Regions from separate parts of the Homo sapiens genome. Here all the other regions are linked to region 1. Evidence: chromatin loops called from intact Hi-C (ENCODE). Cell type or tissue: PC-3. All regions are shown on one strand. Each heading gives the region's core, and the rest is flanking DNA. Links, peaks and the distances in the headings are about the cores only.

Region 1 (7,282 bases), core at 978-5,977:
GCATAGCCCTCTGGAAGATACAGTTTAGTCAACCACTCCAATTACTTTTTTTCTGCCTGGGGAAATTTCAGGGAAAAACTTACTCATACTGATATATTAAGAAACTTTTACTTCTCAATTATCAATTTTCCCACTTTCCAATTTTCACAGAACCAATGTTACAACCATAGGCTAACATGAACTATTCCAGCGAAAATTAATAAAACTAGATAGTTTAGTGTGCTTTTATGTCTTTGCACCAGGGCAATGAAGAACAATCTTCTGTGTACATAATGAGTCACTCTGCAGTTTGAATTCTGAATAGTCTCTAGGGATCTAGTAATGGCAGAGGTTAAAAGAAGAAACATTATATGAAGTCTAAAACTGTTTTCTTGGTTGTGACAAACTTTTTCAAAATTCTGCATGCTTCAAGGTGACATGCGGTGTCTTCCATAGAGAGTAGCTTGAGAGAAAAACATTCAAAAATAGGAAATGGTGGTAACAATTTATTTTCTGTAGCTGAATGAGGCCTCGCCAAGTGCAGATGTGAAATACACTAGTAATGTATAATAAATAATACTGACCACAATAACGATTTGGATTATCGGTAACTTGCACTGGTTAGTGTCCCTCACAGATGGAGACCATTCCAAAAGCGCAAAGTCCTTATGGGCATCCCATACACTTAACGTCTAAATGCTGACCCAACAGGAGTGAAATGAGAAAGTAAAAAATAAACACAGAAAGAAATACAACTACCCATCATTTCTTTAGAAATGAACAAAAACAAGCTATAAAGGAAAAGATTTTAAAAGTAACACCATTTGACCCAGTAATCCCATTATATGATTATAAATCATTCTACTATAAAGGCACATGTACCTGTATGTTTATGCGGCACTGTTCACAATAGCAAAGACTTGGAACCAACCCAAATGTCCATCAATGATAGACTGGATAAAGAAAATGTGGCACATATACACCATGGAATACTATGCAGCCATAAAAAAAAAGGATGAGTTCATGTCCTTTGCAGGGACATGGATGAAGCTGGAAACCATCATTCTCAGCAAACTAACAGGAACAGAAACCAAACAACACATGTTCCCACTCATAAGTAGGAGTTGAACAATGAGAACATGTGGTCACAGGGAGGGGAACAACAACATACACCGAGGCATGTCAGGGGGTGGGGAACTAGGGGAGGAATAGCATTAGGAGAAATACCTAATCTAGATGGTGGGTTGATGGGTGCAGCAAACCACCATGGCACTTGTATACCTATGTAACAAACCTGCATGTTCTGCACATGTATCCCAGAACTTAAAGTATAATAATAAAAAAAAATTTTTTTTAAAGTAACACAAGAGAACTCCACAGGCTTTTCCAATTGAGTATTTCTCTCCAGTACTGAAGTTACCAACTTTGGGAAATATTCCGTAGTTTCCCCAAACAGGTCAATGTCCTCTCCTCTCACTCCTCTCAGTTCTCTTCACCTCATCTATGGACAGACTAGTAAGGAGTCTACTAATCTAAGAGCCCTGGGAAGCTCTGAGAAGATCAGTAATCCAATTTAGTTCAGCAGATGTTTGTGAGCACTTACTACATGTAAAACATGGCAGGCACTACAGGAATATTAGGAGGAAAAAGGTGCAGCCTTTATGCTTTCAGACCAGTGGGTAAGACGACAAAAATTCCAAAAAGGTATAAAAGCAGAGCACAGGAAGGACCATTAAAGAGTCCATAAGAGTAGATATAATGGGGTTCAAAGCAAGAAGTGGAAGGAAACCCTTATTGGTGGAGCACCCTCCCTGGGACAGGCACTGAACCAAACACTAAATCCTCAAAACAGTTCTGCAAATGCAGAGTGGGGCTTTTGTTTCTTTTGTTTTTGTGCTTTATAGATGAAGGAAAAAGGCTTAGTTAGGGAGGGTCAATCTCAGATATTTTTGGTTCCAAGGCATATGCTCCTTTAACCACATCATGCTACCTCCCAGGAGAGATAACATCAGATGCTAGGGTGGGGAGAAGCACGGATATACCTCACAGAACATAATGTATGGTAGGCAGGGCTCAGAAGCTCCAATACTGTGTTTAGCTGAGCTGGGTAAAGGCACCAAGTTCCTGATGGTGAGAGGACCACGCATAGGAACACAGAGACCAGAAAGTACACTTGGACTTGGCTAAAGCACAAAATACGAGTAGGGATGGAGCTGGAGGTAAGGTCAGAGCAACATGCTTAGAATGAGAAGTCTGTTCTTAATTCGGATGTGAACAAGGAACAATCAAACAGAATTATGAATAGGGTTACATTTTAGAACAGTTAATCTGGGAACAGTGTATGCCCAAGGCTAATGTTAACCCATACAATACTTTTGTGAGAATTAGACAAAAGAATCTCTCTGGGCAAACACAGCCCCAAGAGTAGAAGCCACGGTGAACAGGGAGAGACTTTGCATGAATTTGTCAAGGTGGCCATGCACAGCACACTTGTGCTATGAAGAACCTGCACTCTATGGGGAGAGGCCCTGGACAGAGCCGTGTTTCTCAAACTTGATAATCTGCAAAACTGGGATTCCAAGATCCCAAGTTAAGATGCTGACTTTGGAAGTAAAATGCCAAGGCTGTAGAAGATCATTTGGGGCCAATACAAGTGTCAATACAAGAACCCAAGTGGGCCCTTAAATCCCATGTCAGTACTGGGTCTTCCAGATCCAGAATGTATTTAAATTAAAAAAAAAAAATCAAAACATTTTAAAAGTTCTTCACACAGAACACTCGAACTGTGAGGCTCCATCTGTAGGTCCCAGCTGGAAACTACAGGTATGAATATGGTTTTCAAATAGAATGGGACCACTTCTTTAAGGGTATTTGTAAATGAAGAAGCAGGCATTTTTGATAATCAGAATGGGTGAGTCAGGGGCTAATGTCATGTGGAGGACAGTTGCCAGGGATGCTAAATATGTGGAATAGTCTTGACAGTTATCTCACCAAGATGCCCCATTAGCCTGTAAGCTTCATAAGGGATTGACCGGGTCTGTCTTCTACTCTAGCACTGAGAAAGTATGGCAAAGCCTGGTTAGGTAGGAATGATTAATGAATGGGGAGAGAAAAGAAGTAGGATGACCAATTTAGGGGTTACTACAGAAGCAAAAGTGAGAAGTCTAAGTGAGGGTGGTTGCAGGGAAATGGAAACATCTTGCAGAGGTATAAGGCACATAGACTGGCTACTGACAGCAGGCTCTTTAGAGCACGAGGGTGCCCGGCTGAGGGCAGAGGGAAACTCAAATTGGGCTTCAGGTTTCTAAGCTTACAGGAGAGAATGGTGCCATTAACAAGTAACAGAAACAGTGGTGGTAGATATAAATTACCTTGGAAACACACTCTAAGGAGTCATATGAACCAGATGGCCAAATTTAAGTAGAACAAGAGAATTAGTTTCTCCAAAAAGACTAAAAACAAGGAAAACCCACCATCCTTCCATTACCTTTTGGCCATTCACTACATAGACAAGTGGTCAAATACCATTTGTTTAACCTAAGAAATCTCTGGTTTTTCCTTGGCAACTGTACATGACCCAAGAGAATTAGCCAACCTGCCTATTAGAGCCGTTCCAAAATCAGTAGCTGAAAAGAGCTTTTGTCAAGATCTGTGCAGACATCTCCCCCTGGTGGTTACAAGAATCCAAGATTCACTCATTTTAACTGGGGCTTTTATCTCAGCGACTCTCTCATCTGGCTCCCAATTCTGGCCATTTGATTTTCTCTCAAGATCCGCTATAGTGTTTTATAACAATGCTATCAGTTGTACTATCTGGTAGCACACTTCAGAAACATGAAATGAAAGATAAATGGATGTTGTTACCCACTGCCATGACCCACTGTGGTCTCAGGATTTCTTTGGCTTAATAATCAGAAGAGTGGAGTTTGGGGCCCAACTGCCCAATTTTAGGTCCATAACCCGGATTCTGTTTCTGCATCAGTGACATAAAAGAATTGGACTGGATGATTATTAAAGTTGCTTCCAACTCTTCTACATTCTGCGGTTTCCAAAAGACGCCCAAGGAAAGGTATGTTTCCAATAGTTCCTTTATTTTCAGCCTATCAAATAATCTTTGCCAACGACAAAGTCATTTATTAATTGCCACAGGATGATCACTTTCTGATTCTTCTTGTTCCCCAGAAGGAATACTGTAAACAAGGATACTAATTAGAAGGACTCTTAAAACAGACTAGTTTTCAAGAAACATGAGCATGGTATATGGATTTCTCCACCAACAGGCAAATTCCTCACTTTTAAGATCTGCCAAACATGCATTTCTGCATTGAAAGAAGGTTTGGAAAATGTTCCTTACCGTTCCACATATGCCTTGTCCAGATTGTTTAAGCCTATTGCGGGGCTTCTGAGTTGATTCTGCACAGACACAAGATCGTTGCTTTCCAAGGCCTGGTTTAGTAAAGCAACAGCAGACAACATTTCCACAGCAATCAAAAGCTCCTCGTGGGCCAAGTAGTTCTGTTGGAAAACATATGGCAACATAAGCTCCCCACACAACACACCTCATGTGCATGATGGAGGTTTACAATGCACATTTCAACAAACAACAAAAAGTCAAAGAACTTGATAGCTCAGCAGAAAGAGGAGTCGTGGCCACCTGCTTTCCACTGGCTTTAAGAACAGGTATATGGCTCCTGGGCTTTCATTAGATGATCATTTTTTGGGACTGGGTTGATTACAATGAAAAGTTACGATTCCACAAATATCTGCATTCCCATTGCTGATCCCTACTCCTAGCTATACTGGTTGCTTAAAGGCTCAGTCCAGCCATATAATTAAGCCAAGGACTAGATAACATTGTCACTGACTGAGAGTGCCAGGTAACATTTTAGCACAGCTAACGATTTCCAGTTTGAATTAAGGGTTAAGGGAAGGTTGGGAGAATTTCACTGAAAAGTTATAATCTGAAGCACAAAGCAAGGTCTTCAAACCAAGACTACTGATTTAATTCAAAAAAAGTTAAAGTGACATTTTCATAAATTTTAAAATAGAAATTTTAAAATACACTACCAGGTCAAGATATTTGAAGAAATCTGAGGTGATCTTTTGGTAAAGCAAGTAAAGCTCTCCAGGTTTTTTTGTTTGGTTTGGTTTGCTTTATTTTTATTATTATTATTTTTTGAGATGGAGTTTGGCTCTTGTTGCCCAGGCTGGGGTGCAATGGCACGATCTAGGCTCACTGCAGCCTCCGCCTCCCAGGTTCAAGCGATTCTTCTGCCTCAGCCTCCCAAAGTGCTGGGATTACAGGCATGAATCACCACACCTGGCCAGATCTCCAGGTTTATATGATTTAAAATCTGGATTTAGCTTATCCAAAAAAATACGTCTTAGATTTCAGAACACCCTTCCCCTTTAATATCTTCTTCCATTTAACCATTTTATATTATCTTGGCCCAACTTCAAAAGGAATATTTTTTTCATCATATTGAAGGGACATAAGGAGCAGGAGCATGAAAAAGAACCACTAAGGAAAAGCTGATACATATTTTACATTTAGGATATTACAGGTATTTAATATATAACATAATGTTCATCTTAAAATGCATTATTATATCTTTCTGGATCTCCACAGAAGTCTCGCAGCAAACTGATTTCAGAATAAAAAGGGATAGTTTAATCTTTCAAAGCAAATGGGAAGAAGGGGTTACCATCGAGAGCATGTAAGTAAATTTTATTTAAATATATTACATTAAATACAAGTTTAACATACAAAGTATCAAATTATAAGAGCAGAATGGAATCGTTTATAATTCACCTCCTCTATCTCTTTCAGTGACCTGTCCGTGGATACCTAAATTGGTTTACAGCAAAAAGGATAAGGAGAGAGGAAGAAGAAATGAGGTTGGACAGCCACAGGTTAACTATGGCCAGTTGAGGATGAATGAGTGTCCTCAAGCATAAGTAGCCTTGAGCTTCAGAGCCAGAGAAGTGGAAGAAAATATTAATGAGAGAACCTGAATGAAATTAAGAAAATAAGCTATTTTTCTTTTATTACAAATACTATATTTCTATTTAGGAAACATAGGGAGTCTTTTTAATTATTATTATTATTTTTGTAAAGATGAGGCCTATGTTGCCCAGGTTGGTCTTGAACTCCTGGCCTCAAGTGATCCTCCTGTCTCAGCCTCCCAAAGTGCTAAGATTACAGACAGGAACTACCACACTCAGCCAATACAGAAGTCTTAGTAAGCAAGAATAAGAAAACAAATGCTACCACTCAAGCTCTTTTGTGTATATCCTTTTATGTATTTTAAATTCATATATACATTTGCAGAGGTTTTGTCTTTATAACTGACTTCACTTTCTTTTTGCAAAAAACAAGATAATGCTATATATCTTAATCTTATTTTTCCCACTTAATATTAGTATGGATATCTTTTCCAGTCATTCTTTACATTATCATTTTTACTGGTTGCACATATTTCTCACATGTACAAGCACCATAAATGTTATTAATTTATAGGCAATCTGTTATTAATTAAACATTTGTTTCCTGGTTTTCAGTATTCTAAACAATGCTGTGAAACATCTCTGTGGCCAAAGCTATTTGGTTCATATCCTTCAGGCTTATTTTCTAGAACGTAACTGTCAGCATCATGGGCTTTTGATCTGTATTACTAAGACCACCCTGCAGAAAATCTGTATAATTCATACTCCCAGCAGCTGTGTAGGAGATGTTTGGGCCCCATATCTATCCCTACGCTGGGTTAAATCTTTCTAATCTTTACCAATCTAATTTTAAATCATAAGTGTACTGTGTTTTAATTTATATATTTTTTACTTCTGATTGAGTTTAAACTTTTTTTTTGTTTGTCATTTGTATAGTTCTTGTTTTATGAATTGCCTGCTCATGTTTTTGGCCTCTCTTTATTGTGTGTGGATAAGTGCTGATTGTGACTTTAAAGATCCAATGACTGTCCTGTGTTTTTCCTTAGAACTTTAATTTGTTAAATTATTTTTTATATTTAACATTTTATGTTGAAAATTTATTTTGATATATGTGTAGTGAGTTAATGTTTTCTTAACAAAGCTTAAACACTTGCAAGGATATCATTTATTAAATAGTTGTTTCCCCACCTTCTTGAAATACGAGCCTTGTTATATGCTGAATTCTTGGTTCTGCTTTCAGTAGTTTTCATTTTGTTTCATTGTTTGGCTTACAAGAGTGTTAGTAAACATGTTCTTAATTACTGTAACCTTGTATGAAATTATTGTTGAATGCTGTTGTCATATTAAGGTGCACAAG
Region 2 (7,282 bases), core at 1,420-6,419, 170 kb before region 1:
CCTTACTGATTCTTTTTGCAATTCGAGTTCTAATAAATTTAAAACATAATTTCTCTGTACACTGTGTAATATTCATTTTTGTTCTCTTCAGTTTGCCTGACACAATTTGGGCCCAATACACTTTTGGTAAATGAGTAATATGAATAAATGGAATGGAGATCTCACAGTGTGAGAATCTCAGCCAACTACAGTAATGGGAAGGGGGCTGGTTTACAAGGTTGATAAAGAGATGCATTTTTATTTGTCAGCATCCAGAGGTCCATATGGACAGGGTTTGCCTTCTACCTGCTGCTAGGAATACTAGCCTAGTCTCTGTGATTTTAAAAATAACCCAAGAGGCGGCCGGGTGTCGTGACTCACGCCTGTAATCTCAGCACTTTGGGAGGCCAAGGTGGATGGATCACAAGGTCAGGAGATCGAGATGATCCTGGCTAAGACAGTGAAACCCTGTCTCTACTAAAAATACAAAAAATTAGCTGGGTCTGCTGGCGTGCACCTGTAATCCCAGCTATTTGGGAGGTTGAGGCAGGAGAATCGCTTGAACCTGGGAGGCAGAGGTTGCAGTAAGCTAAGATTGTCCCACTGCACTCCAGCCTGGGCAACAGAGCGAGACTCTGTCTCAAAAATAAATAAGTAAATAAAAATAAAAAACGCAAGAGGCTATGTTTTAGGTACATAAAGATATTAGAATTTTCATATTTTTTCAGACCTGTGCTCTATCCTACACAGCATTCAAATCCAGCAGGATTTATATGCCTGATTCTAAAAGTCGATCTCAAAGCTTACGAATCAACCCCCATCCTAGTTAACCCATTATGGCTTTATCATCCCTGAACTTATCTAACATCCTACTCCTTTTTTTTTTTTTTTTTTTTTTGAAACAGTGTTTCACTGTCATACCCCAGGCTGGAGTGCAATGGCACAATATCGGCTCACTGCAACCTCCACATCCCGGGTTCAAGCAATTCTCCTGCCTCAGCCTCCCGAGTAGCTGGGATTACAGGCACGCGCCTCCACGCCCGGCTAATTTTTGTATTTTTAGTAGAGATGGGGTTTCACCATGATGGCAGGGCTGGTCTTGAACTCCTGACCTCAAGTGATCCGCCCACCTCGGCCTCCCAACGTGCTAGGATTATAGGCATGAGCCACTGCGCCTGGCCCTAATATCCTACTCTTATATTTATGTTTGTTCTAGAAACAATTTTGGGTGAAATTTTATGTTTACTAAAGATAGACAAAAATCACCCATAACCCGGCTACCCCATCTCAGGGGGTGTATAGCCATCACTGACCTTTGAATTTGTCGTGAAAGCCTGGAAAGATGTCAATGGTACCTAAAAGACATACGATGGAAGATTTTTTTTTTAACTTAGAAAGGCTCAACTTAAAGCTTATATTGGAAAAAGTAAATTATTCTTAATTCAGAGCACAAACCAGTCAAATCTGCCAATCATCAACAGATGGCATCTTTCACACATTGTACATGCCACAGTCTAAAACAAAATTTGCAAATTGACTATAAGAGTAAAAATTTGAGCCCACACACTGCTTTTTATTTTTTCACTCATTGTATATAAGATGAGTTTTAAGTATATTCTGGTTACTAGTTTAGGTCCAGTGGATACAGCAATGAACACAACCACTATCAAAGCTTTTATGTAAACTGATGTTTTGGGCAACACAGACAATAAAAAAGATAAGTGAAATTTTAGTGCATTAAATTGTATTAAGAGCGAAGAAGAGAAAACAACGCAGGTAAGTGGTAGATTAAATTTTAGCCTGTGGCCAGGAAGTGTCACTAAGATATCTTTGTGGCCGGACAAGGTGGCTCACACCTGTAATCCCAACATGTGGGGAGGTTGAGGCGGGAGGATCTCCTGTCCAGGATTTTGAAACCAGCCTGAGCAACATGGGCAGATTCCACCTGTACAAAAAATAAAAACATTAGCCAGGCATGGTGGCCGGTGCCTGCAGTCCCAGCTACTTCGGAGGCTGAGGTGGGAAGATCTGCTTGAGCCTAGGAGTTCAAGGCTGCAGTGAGCTGTGATCCTGCCACTGCCCTCCAGCCTGGGTGACAGAGTAAGACTCTGTCTCACAAAAAAAGAAGGAAAAAAAAAAAAGAAGTCTCTTGAAGAGAGGTAGGAAGGCAGTGAGGGAGCCAGCAATGCAGACTCTAATGAGAAGGGCATCTTGGGCCCAGGGAAGTGGGTGTGAAGAGGCCAGAGTATGCAGATGATTGAAAAGGTCAGTGTGGCTGGTGCTGGGAGAAGGAGGGATTGGAGGAGGAGATGAGGACAGAGAAGAGGGGTGGTGAAGATTAAACGTGGCCTTGTAGGTCATCGTAGGGCTTTGGCTTTCGCTCTGAATGAGAGTTAAAGCCATTTGACAGTTGGTTGCAGATATTATGACATTTTATCCCTAAAAACTTCAGCATGCATCTCTTAAAATAAGGACACTCTATGTAGATATTCATTAGTAGAAGTTTGCTTTTTAAAAATTATTATCATTGGCCGAGAGCTGTGGCTCATGCCTGTAATCCCAGCACTTTCGGAGGCCGAGGCGATTGGATCACTTGAGGTAAGGAGTTTGAGACCAGCCTGGCCAACATGGCGAAACCCTGTCTCTACTAAAAATACAAAAATTAGCCAGGTGTGGTGGTGTGGGCCTGTAATCCCAGCTACTTGGGAGGCTGAGACAAAATTGCTTGAACCCAGGAGGTGGAGGTTGCAGTGAGCTGAGATCGTGCCACTGCACTCCAGCCTGGGCAACAGGGCAAGACTCCATCTCAAAAAAACAAAACAAAACAAAATTATCATTATTTATTTAGAGATAGAGTCTCACTCTGATCCAGGCTGATATACAGTGGTACAATCATCACTCACTGCAGCCTCGGCCTCTAGGCTCTAGTAATCCTCCCACCTCAGCCTCCTACGTAGCTGGGACCAGACACCTGCCACCACACCTGGTTAATTTTTTTTTTAACTTTTTGTAGAGACGGTGCCTCACTGTGTTGTCTGTCTCGAACTTCTGCACTTAAGTGACCCTCCTGCCTCAGCTCCCATACAGGTGTCGGTCCCAGGCTTGAAAATTACTTAATATTCCCAAATCATCTAATATCCATCTTACGTTCAAATTTCCCAAATTGTTATGTAAATAATTTTGGAAATCATATCTATTGATTAAAGAACGTAAATAAATACACGTGCCTGACACTGCCTTCATGCAGTCTTTCCAAGTGCAGATTTCTTTTTTAACTTCACCCTGGAACGTAGCTCAGGAAGGTGATGCAGTTTGCCTAGTGGACAGTAGGGGGCGCCACAAGCCCGTTATGCTATTTGCCAGCATTGGTGACTTCCGTAGTGGAGGAGTGGGTGCCCAGGGTTCTGGGTAATTTTCACAGTGTCACACAAGACCTGTGATTTCAGGGTGCGCTCAGAACCCCACAATGTCACCATTTCTGTAAAGGAGGTCATAAAGACTTCAAAGCAGAATTGAATTTTATTCTGTTAAAAGCCAGCTCAAGCCATGCAGTACTTTTTGGGGTGATTTTCAAAACTGTGCTGTGAAATCAAATTAACAAAAAGCTATAATTCACTGAACTAACCACTTAAAGGAAATGACCGTAATCATTTCTCAAAAGCAAACTGAGAAATGCTTGGGAAATTTGTTTTCTTTAAAATTTTACTTTTTACTTTTTTTTTTTTTTTTTTTTTTTTTTTTTTTGAGACGGAGTCTCGCTCTGTCGCCCAGGCTGGAGTGCAGTGGCGCGATCTCAGCTAACTGCAAGCTCCGCCTCCCGGGTTCACGCCATTCTCCTGCCTCAGCCTCCCAAGTAGCTGGGACTACAGGCGCCCACCACCACGCCCGGCTAATTTTTTGTATTTTTAGTAGAGACGGGGTTTCACCGTGTTAGCCAGGATGGTCTCAGTCTCCTGACCTCGTGATCCACCCGCCTCGGCCTCCCAAAGTGCTGGGATTACAGGCGTGAACACCGCGCCCAGCTTAGGCATTACCTTTCTTTCTTTTTCTTTTTTTTTTTGAGATGGAGTTTAGCTCTTGTTGCCCAGGCTGGTATGCAATGGCGTGATCTCGGCTCACCGCAACTTCCGCCTCCCGGGTTCAAGCAACTCTCCTGCCTCAGCATCCCGAGTAGCTGGGATTACAGGCATGCGCCACCACGCCCTGCTGATTTTGTATTTTTAGTAGAGACGGGGTTTCTCCATTTTGGTAGGGCTGGTCTCAAACTCCCAACCTCAGGTGATCCGCCCGCCTCAGCTTCCCAAAGTGCTGCGATTACAGGTGTGAGCCACTGCGCCAGGCGGCATTACCTTTCTTAATGAAAGAAACATGCTTTTGCCACCACATTCTTCCAGATTGGTTTTTTGTTTTTGTTTTTTCAGTTCCTTACTTGCTTTATATATTGCCTGGAATCCAGTATATTTCTTCTTGCAAGTAAGTATTCCTGCAGCCCACAGACATTCGTTTGTGTTTTTCTTTCTTTCTTTTTTTTTTTTTTTTTTTTTTGAGACGGAGTTTTTCTCTTGTTGCCCAGGCTGGAGAGGCTGGAGTGCAGTGGCGCAATTTCGGCTCACTGCAACCTCTGCCTCCCGGGTTCAAGCGATTCTCCTGCCTCAGCCTCCTGAGTAGCTGGAATTACAGGCGCCCGCCACCATGCCCAGCTAATTTTTTGTATTTTTAGTAGAGATGGGGTTTCACCATGTTGGCTAGGCTGGTCTTGAACTCCTGATCTCAGGTGATCCATCCGCCTCGGCCTCCCAAAGTGCTGGGATTACACACATGAGCCACCACACCCGGCCCTCGTTTGTGTTTTTCATTCCTTTTTTTTTTTTTTTTTTTTTTTTTTTTTGAGATTGAGTCTCATTCTGTCGCCCAGGCTGGAGTGCAGTGGCACGATCTTGGGTCACTGCAACCTCTGCCTCCCAGGTTCAAGCACTCCTCCTGCCTCAGCCTCCCCAGTAGCTGGGACTACAAACACACACCACCATGCCCAGCTAATTTTTGTATTTTTGGAAGAGACAGGGTTTCACTATGTTGGCCAGGCTGGTCTCGAACTGCACCTCATGATCTGCCCGCCTCGGCCTCCCAAAGTGCTGGGTTTACAGGCGTGAGCCACGCAACTGGCCTGTTTGTTTTTTTGAGATGGGGTCTCTGTTGTCCAGGCTGGACTTGGCTCACTGCAGCCCCAACTTCCCGAGTTCATGTGATCCTCCCACTTCAGCCTCCCTAGCAGCTGGCACTACAGGTGTGCGCCACCAACCTGGCTAATTTTTTTGTATTTTTGGTAGAGATGGGGTTTCACCATGTTGCCCAGTCTTGTCTCGAACTCCTGGGCTCAAGCGATCTGCCTGCCTTAGTCTCCCAAAGTGCTGGGATTATAGGCGTGAGCCACCAAGCCCGGCCTGACATCTGACATTTGTTATAATTTGTATAGCTCTCAACCTGGCTTGTTTCTTCATTGCCTCATATTTTTCTTTCTCAATTTCCTCCCCCACTCCACTCCCCGCTCCTTTTTTTTTTATTGAAGTGCATCCTCAAGGAACTTCATTAAGAAAGAGTATGTAGTAAGTAAACGTGCTGAATCCTGGCAGTTTGAAAATGTCATTATCTGCCTTTACTTTTGATACCTGGTTTAGATGATAAGGAATTCTAGGTCCTAAAAAATTATCCACAGCATTTTGAAAATCTCGGTGTTTAGCATCCTATTTTCAGTCCCTTTCTCTGTTTTCCTCTCCTCTCATGCAGACTCCAGTCCACACCCTGTCTGGGCGGAGAAGTCTCACTCCTCCAGAGTCTGCTCCCACACATAACCCCCTACTCCACTCCCTCTGTCTACAATTCATGTTCTCTTTTCATCTCCCAGAAATGTGTTGAAATCTCTCAACTGCTGATGCCCAAATCATGCCTCATCATCTTTGTGACTATGGATTTATACTCTTTTAAATTCTTTATCGCTTCATTAGTATCTTAAGAAGAATGACAAACCTACATGCTAAGTTTACCTTCTTGAATTGGAATCTGTTTTATATAAATATAGGTTGTTGGGGTTTTTTTTTGCCTTTTTATTTGTTTTCATAAATACAAGTACTGTGTTTAACTCTGTTTTGCTAAATACACACAAACTATTGCTACCATGTTTACATAGCAGTTTTGCAAAGTTAACTAGGTTCTTTGAATATTTGGAGTTACAGTACTGACATATTAACTGGTGGTTAAAGGTGAAAAAGAGGAATATAAAGGGGCTATACTTACTGTAAGTTAGAGGCTACAGCCCAAATTATTTTTGAGAGCAAGCATTTATTAATCCACAGCTTCCTGGAGCTGTACTCTGTATAGAAAAATTAGTATTCCTATTCCTAACAAGTTTCCAAGAGCAGGACAGATACAAGCATTTATACCAGCAAGTAGAGAGCAACCCCAGTCAGAAATAAATAATGTCAATTAGCAAAGTCATTATGATTCACAGCCCCTTTTTCTTTTTTTTTTAATATCATTTCAACTTTTACTTTAGATTTAGGGAGTACGTGTGCAGGTTTGTTCCAAGGGTATAGTGCATGATGCTGAGGTCTGGAGTACAATTGATCCCCTCATGCAGTTAGTGAGCGTAGTACCCAATAGTGTTTGTTGTTGTTGTTGTTGTTGTTGTTGTTTTTGAGACAGAGTCTCACTCTGTCACCCACGCTGGAGTTCAGTGGCACAATCTCGGCTCACTGCAACCTCCGCCTCCTGGGCTTAAGCGATTCTCTTGCCTCAGCCTCCCAAGCAGCTGGGCCTAAGGCACGCGCCACGGTGCCCGGCTAATTTTTGTATTTTCAGTAGACAAGGGGTTTCCCCATGTTGGCCAGGCTGGTCTCAAACTCCTGACCTCAGATGATCCGCCTGCCTAGGCCTCCCAAAGTGTTGGGATCACAGGCGTGAGCCACTGCGCCCAGCCTCAGTAGTTCGTTTTTTCACCCTTCTCTCTCCCTACCTCCTCCCACCCAGTAGTTCCCAGCGTCTATTGTTCCTATCTTTATGTCCTTGTGTACCCAATGTTTAGCTCACACTTATAAGTGAGAGCATGTGTTACTTGGTTTTCTGTTCCTGTATTAATTCGCTTAGGATAATAACCTTCAGCTTCCTCCATGTTGCTGCAAAGGACATGATCTCATTCTTTCTTATGGCTGCATAGTATATGTGTATATAAAAAAGAATAAGATCATATATGTACCACATATACACAATACTATATGTGTATTTGTACCACATTTTCATTATCCAGTGC
Region 3 (7,282 bases), core at 1,258-6,257, 88 kb before region 1:
TCTATTTCATTCCCATTGATACTTCATACAGGTTTATATATGGCTGAACTAAGTCCACTGCAGTAATAGATAAAATTCCTTACTTCCGGACCATGTCAGATACAGTTTCTCTGAGATAATAAACATATGGCATAAAGATTTATGAAGAAAATCAACACCTGTCTATTATTATTTTACACTTAAAGTCAAATTACCTGTTGCGCAGTTGCTGGTGTCTCTAAGATTTCTGTCAATGTGTTCCCTGGCTGGTTCCGGATCACATCAATTATCAGCTTCTTGGTCCTTAACAAACCAGAGAAAGAGACAGACTTTCAGACTGTAGTCCTTATGCACAAAAATCTGTTTCTCCTAAGAGAGTGCACAAACACATACAATACTGAAGCTTCAAAGATAATACCTTAAAATAAAACATTCTTGCGGATATTCACCAGGTCTGCTATAAGGCTCCTGAAAGTTTATGAATGCTTGATAATCAAAGTCTGGGCTTTCTGTGCTTGATGTTGTAGCATTATACTGTCAGTAACATGGGCACAAGTGTATCACAAGATTTCCTCTCTAAATACTTTTCCTTCTTTTTTAGACGGAGACTACTTTTTGATGGGCAGGGGGAGCAAGTGCTGCTGATATGGCCTGCTACTGCAGAGTGCAGGAATGATATCTAATATTCTCCTTTCCTGACTTTAATAGCACCTAGACTTCTGAGCTGGCTTAATACCTCATAAGCCTTTAGGAGCCAGACCAACTGTTACCTTTCCTACTATCAGAAAGCTATTAAAGAGTCTGAAGACCAGTGGGAGCGAACGTTCAGTGTGGGCTGTGGAGGCTTGGTCTGTCAGCTGACACAGCAGCGAGGAGGATGGTGTTCAAGGGCCTGAGCAACTAACAAATAGGGTTAACAAAGAAACCTATTTGTTAGGTCTTCTTCCAGTCTTCAGGTGGAAGAGAATAGAAGAGCTTCTCAGTAAACAGTAAAGAGCTGGAAAATTCTTCTGGAAGTACGAAAACCGTAGTTCTCTCATAGGTGTTCTTTATGGCAATTGGCCACCACTTCCTAGGGAGGCATCATGTTATGTAATTACGTACAAAGGTTTTAACATAAAAGCTAAAGGGTCAAATTTGCTCACTTTTACATAAGGTGGAAACAGTATTATTGGAAAAGGCTTTCCTTCTAAAAAGAAAAAAAAGGGCCAGGCGCGGTGGCTCACTCCTGTAATCCCAGCATGTTGGGAGGCCGAGGTGGGCGGATCACCTGCGGTCAGAAGTTCCAGACCACCCTGGCCAACATGGCGAAACCCCATCCCTACTAAGGATACAAAAATTAGCTGGGCATGGTGGCATGTGCCTGTAATTCCAGCTGCTCAGGAGGCCTAAGTGTGAGAATTGCTTAAACCCGGGAGGCAGAGGTTGCAGTAAGCTGAAATCGTGCCACTGCACTCCAGCCTGGGTGACAGAGTGAGATACCATCTCAGATAGATATCTAGATAGATAGATAGAAAGAAAGAAAAGAAAGAAGAAAAGGAAACACAGACAAAAGTTTGTTTAAATTATACATACACTGGTCTAATTGACATCTGAAGTTTCACTTTTACTGTAGTCCCGTTATTGCATTTAACTTTAGTTATTTCAGAGTCATTACATGATATCACTGAATGACTAATTTTTCTTCCTAAACTCTAGCAGGAAATGTTCATGTAGCATGAAATTTAGAAATGAGAACAAAATTTTCACATTTTGAAGGATATGGGCAACTACTCCCAAATGACAGAGAAAACCCTTCAAGTTAATTACAAATATATTACTTTTGAAAATAGGATAAAATCCAATAAGCCATCTGTAAACATCATTTTTCTCATTTCCTATTTATCAGAAGTCTGTGTGAAAAGAACAATCACAATGTGTCTTCCTTGCCTCCCTTCCCCCTAGCCTTTGGAGAACCATTTCCTCTGGCCCCATGACCCTTTGCTGCTGGGGATTTACAGGCTGTCTGGGAATGCACAGCTAAATACTCCACAGAGACTCAAAGGTGGGCCCACAGCTAATTACAGCCACGTGGGGGATGGCATGTTTCCTAAAGCGGCTGTGGCTGAGAAAGCAATGTATCCTTTCCTTCCTACACACCACCTTCCTCCAGCCATCATCATCAATGTATTAAACAGGAACACTGAGTTAAAAATAAAAGCTTTGGATGATTTAAAAAATGTCAATATAGTAACTTTCTTGTTTGAAATAGTATTCTCAGAACTAATTGTGATATACAGTTTCTAGGGAACTTCTAGTTCTTTAGAGAAGCTGTGCAATGACCAAATGACTGGAGTCAATAAAACGTGCCCCACCAAAGACAAAGAATGTTTATTTGCTCAAGAGTTGCTGGAGGACAAACTGCTCACACAGCCTGTTTCCCTTGGACTTCTACTGTACACCAGGCCTGTGGAATTCATTGCCAAAGTTCTACCTCAGACATAAGTAACCATCCAGTCCCATGACAGGGAACCCACCTCCCTCCCACTACAGTGTGTCTAGTGCTTAAGGACGACGGGGACGGACAGATTTAAAGCCAAATCTGTCTTGGCTTGGACTCTTGTTGCATATTAGCCATGTGGATTTGTGCAAGTTATATAATCCTTGTAGGTTTTGTTTTTTCGTTTATAAAACAGGAATCTCTCAGGACTGATGCAAGGATTGGATGAAAAGATCTAAAGCCTTCTGTGAGGTCTGGCACATGGTAAGCACTCACATGGTCGTTAAAGCTGTGCTGCCCATGATGGCCGCCACTGGCCACAGGTGGCACTTGAGCACTTGAGACATGGCTAGTACAAACTGAGATGTGCTGTGTGAAACACACACTGGATTTTGAAGATGTTGTATGAAACAAAGAATGTAAAATATTTCATCAATTTTTTACATTTATTACATATTTAAATATTTTTGGATATATTGGGTTAAATAAAATATATTATTAGAATTAATTTCATCTATTTCTTTTTAAAATAAGGCTTCTAGAAAAGTTAAAATTACATGTGGCTCATATTAAATTTCTTTTGGAGAGTACAATATTGGCACATTCCATTCTCAAACAGGAGCTCACTCTGAGAGGCCTGCCTTCCAGGGCCACCCAGTCATGAAACCTGGTTAGTCTTAGGACTGTGGCCCGGAGAGAGACCTTTGAAAAACAATCCAATCCCTGATTGTACAAATGTGGCAACTAAGACCTAAGAGACTAGAGCTGCAGGAAACAAGTCCAATTCCCTTTCCAAATCAGCAGCTCCTGAAAAACCTATAGAGAAATGCCAAGACTGTGTTCCTCTATCCCCTCTTCCACCATCTTTCCTTTTTCCAAGTGAAACCACTCAGTCCCTTAAAGCTCCTCACAATGGCATCTGCAGAGAGCTCACAGTCCTGCTCACATTCCAGTTACCAATGACCTTAATATGCATCCCCCTTCCCACCCCAGTCCAAATATAACATTCTGGATATGGTCTGACCAGCATAAATCAACTGCTTAGAGTACTGGCGCCAGGGCTCTTCAAATATGTAAGATAGGTTGATCCAAACCACGGGTCTTGCTCTCCCTGAATGAGGAGGTATCTAATTTTGAAAAAGAATTAAGAAAAAAAGAGAAAGAAATACACCAGGGAGTTTATTCATCATAGCTGTGCTCAAACCCCACTGTAGATAAATGAGCCCATACGGCGCTTGTAAGCTGGTGTGGCCCCTTGGGTTTGGCCACTCCATTCATATGGTATCTATTATTACCAGTAGCATTCCTGAAGCTCCCCCTCTGTCATCTGCTTATACTGTGCCCAAGGTTGAAAAGCAATCAGTGTTTGTGGAAACTAAGGAATATTTTCAGTATTTAACATCCTAACAAGATAATTTACATTATTAGCTCCAGACCTCAAATATCACCTTAGCCATTTAGTGCTCCTGCTAGTTTGGACCAAAAAACAAGGAAATCTTTCAGCTGGGATCATGGAACCTAAACTTAATCATGTGACAGGAAATTCTTAAGAGATGACAATTTAAGCACTCAAGCAGCTAAGTATGATTAAAAACCACAAATATTGCCTTCTACTTAAACACACATACTTTTGTGGGAAACTAAGCTTAATTAAGGCCATAAGGATCACATATTTTAAGTTGAATCATAAGTTATAATGAAAGGTTGACAACTGCATAGTTTTATATAATTTATGTGGTATTAATTATAATTTCATGTGATCATCATAGCCCTTCCTTTCCCCTCTCCTCTATATTATGGAGGAGAAAACTGATGGCGAGGCAACTTGCTGAGTTCCATGGTTAATAAGTGATAGATTGAGGCTATAACCCTATGTCATCCCTAAGACCCCTCGACTAGGTTTTTAGGATTCCTCGACCAGGTTTTTTTTTTTTTTTTTTTTTTTTTTAAATATCCCTGTGCTTGGTAGTATTAGAAAAATAGCAATAGCCCAAACTGAGGTTCTCTATTCTATAAACATACACAAGGGAAAAAGAAATAAATGTTTCTTCCTACTCCGATATGTGCCCTTTGTCCCTCCTCTTTGGCCTGGAAAGATGCTCCAGCCTCCGTTACTCAGTAACTGCTCAGCTAATAATTCTCATTATTTATTCTAAGATTCCTAAGAATGCAAAGAACAATGACCTTGCCCTCGACAAGTTGTAAAACTTTATGATCAAGAGTGTGGGCCCTGGAGGATTTCAAATCATGTGGGTTTGAATCTCTGCTCCACTTAGTAACTGTGTTACCCAGGAAAAGGTTTATACCTGTTCTGTGCCTAGTTTCCTCATCTGTAAAATACTGATAATAACCTCCACTCTCTTGGGGTTGCTGAGAATATTACATACATATTTTATACATGTTTATTTTAATATATATATATGCACATGTTATTCTCTTTCTCTCTTTACAGATTGTGGGTCCCTTTTTCAAAATGCTTGGGCCCAAAAGTGTTTCAGATTTTTTATCTTTTCAGATTTTGGAACATTTGCATTATATACTTACTGCTTCAGCATCCTAAATCCGAAAATTCAAAACGCTCCAAAGAGCATTTCCTTTGACCACTGTCAGCTCTCAAAAGGTTTGGAATTCTGGAACACTTTGCATTTGCACAGTATATAAAAACTGTCCCTGGCCATGGTAAGCACTACATAGGTGTTTGCTATTATCATCATCTTCATCTTCATCTGATGAGTAAGAATTATGAGACTAGCATGGAATTAAATTTACAAACATAATGATTAACAATGCCTCAAATTCTGCTACTGTGGGGGCCTCCATGAAGATGAGTTACTCATGACTGGAAAACTAGTGACATTGTAATTAAACATAAGGGCATTTCTGAAAGTTAAGAACACAATCTGTTTCACAAAAAAGCAGAATAGTTTTTTGATAGAGAAAAGCTAGGTATTTTCACATCCCAATTGCTCTGCATTTCATGTCTGTCCACTTCATAACTTATAAAAGTCATTGTCCGATTTTAGTTAAATTTGGTTCTCTAATGAATCTCAAGAACTATATCTTATGCTTGAGTTACAAATTCGGTTTATTAGCTTGGAAAAAAGTCATCCTGATGAGAGTGTTCAAATCAAAAAAGTCATCCTCATGAGAGTTCAAATCAATATTTTAAAGGAGTGGTCCCCAACCCTTTTGGCACCAGGGACAGGTTTTGTGGAAGACAATTTTTCCATGGACAGGGTGGGGGATGGTTTCGGGAAGATGATTCAAGTGCGTTACATTTATTGTGCACTTTGTTTCTATTATTATTGCATTGTAATATATAATGAAATAATTATACAACTCACCATAATACAGAATGAGTGGATGCCCTGAGCTTGTTTTCCTACAACTAGACAGTCCCATCTGTGGGTGATGGGAGACAGTGATCATCAGGCATTAGATTCTCATAAGGAGTGTGCAACCTAGATCCCTTGCATGTGGAGCTCACAATAGGGTTCATACTCCTATGAGAATCTACTGCTGCCACTGATCTGACAGGAGGTGGAGCTCAGGTGTTAATGCCAGCAATGGGGAGCAGCTGTAAATACAGGATGAAGCTTCACTTGCTCCCCTCCTGCTGTGTCGCCTGGTTCCTAACAGGCCATGGACTGATACTGGTACTTTTAGACTTTAGTTTCCTTGCCTGCAAGAAAAAGACTCAGTTTTCAGGTTCCCTGTCAATGCTGCACTTTGTAATTATCTGTTAGTATCAAGATTTTTTCAAATATGTACTTTAAAGGAAGTATATTTAGAAGCAGGGCTTGGCTAAAATCATAGAACTAATTCTATTGAACCTTTTGGGCAATATCCAAATTTCACTTTCAGGGATGGCTAACCAGTCAGTGTTGATTTCAAATTGTTACCTACATTGATCACTGGGCTGCTTAGTAAAGTGGTCGGCCAACAGTAAGATCTCACAGTATGCCAAGAGGAAGGCCTTTGAGCATAAAAGACTTAGGGCCTCTATTAAAACACTGGCCTCAAGCCTTTTTTACATAAATGGAAAAGTTGATCCTAAAATTCACATATAACTGCAAGAGACCTATTCAACTGCAAGACTAAAACAATCTTGAAAAAGAAGAAAGAAGTTGGAGGACTTCCGTATTTCAAAACTCATTACAAAGCTACAGTGATCAATATGGTGTGGCACTAGTACAAGGATAGACATATAAGTGAATGGAGTAGAATTGAAAATCCAGAAATAAAGCCATACATGTATTGTCAATTAGTTTTTGACAAGGGTGCCTAGACCATTCTATGAAGAAAGAATAGTCTGTTTAACTAATAGTGCTAGAACAACTGGACATCCACATGCAAAAGAATGAAGGTGGGGCCAGGAGTGGTGGCTCACGCCTGTAATCCCAGCACTTTGGGAGGCTGAGGTGGGCGGATCATGAGGTCAGGAGATGGAGACCATCCTGGCTGACATGATGAAACTCCGTCTCTACTAAAAACACAAAAAATTAGCTGGGCATGGTGGCAGACACCTGTAGTCCCAGCTACTTGGGAGGCTGAGGCAGGAGAATGGCATGAACCCAGGAGGCAGAGCTTGCAGTGACCCGAGATCATGCCACTGCACTCCAGCCTGGGCGACAGAGCGAGACGCTGTCTCAAACAAAAAACAACAACAATAACAACAAGAAAGAATGAAGGTGGACACCTGTCTCACACCACACACAAAAATGAACTCAAAAAGGGTTAATAGACCTAACTGTAAAAGCTAAAACTATAGAACCTTTAGAACAAAACATTGGGGTAAATCTCACAAGTAACAACAACAACAAC

The links. Peaks named below come from ENCODE experiments on the same cell type or tissue, not always from the same donor. Only the 100,000 strongest peaks of a DNase experiment are listed, where the experiment ranks them.
Region 2: it touches region 1 in a loop (18-fold over the local background); 89 of 110 quality-filtered maps call a loop at or near these places.
Region 3: it touches region 1 in a loop (4-fold over the local background); 4 of 110 quality-filtered maps call a loop at or near these places.

The regions. Positions count from the first base shown.
Region 1 is chr5:76,598,024-76,605,305 of GRCh38, reverse strand. IQGAP2 (IQ motif containing GTPase activating protein 2) reads right to left here. Exons shown (of 36, transcript NM_006633.5): 11 at 4,334-4,494. Among named protein-coding and RNA genes, the nearest start is that of F2RL2, 22 kb to the left of the region's middle. In PC-3, for the core only: CTCF peaks have their summits at 2,779 and 3,648 (motif pointing left); a DNase peak (open chromatin) is centred at 3,635.
Region 2 is chr5:76,770,780-76,778,061 of GRCh38, reverse strand. No RefSeq gene overlaps it. Among named protein-coding and RNA genes, the nearest start is that of F2RL1, 45 kb to the left of the region's middle. RefSeq lists an enhancer at 4,703-5,202. In PC-3, for the core only: a CTCF peak has its summit at 3,302 (motif pointing right); a DNase peak (open chromatin) is centred at 3,311; H3K27ac peaks cover 307 bases.
Region 3 is chr5:76,686,355-76,693,636 of GRCh38, reverse strand. It overlaps IQGAP2 (IQ motif containing GTPase activating protein 2), which reads right to left. Exons shown (of 36, transcript NM_006633.5): 31 at 195-282. Among named protein-coding and RNA genes, the nearest start is that of NCRUPAR, 22 kb to the left of the region's middle. In PC-3, for the core only: no CTCF peak of the experiment used is centred there; a DNase peak (open chromatin) is centred at 4,016; H3K27ac peaks cover 3,126 bases.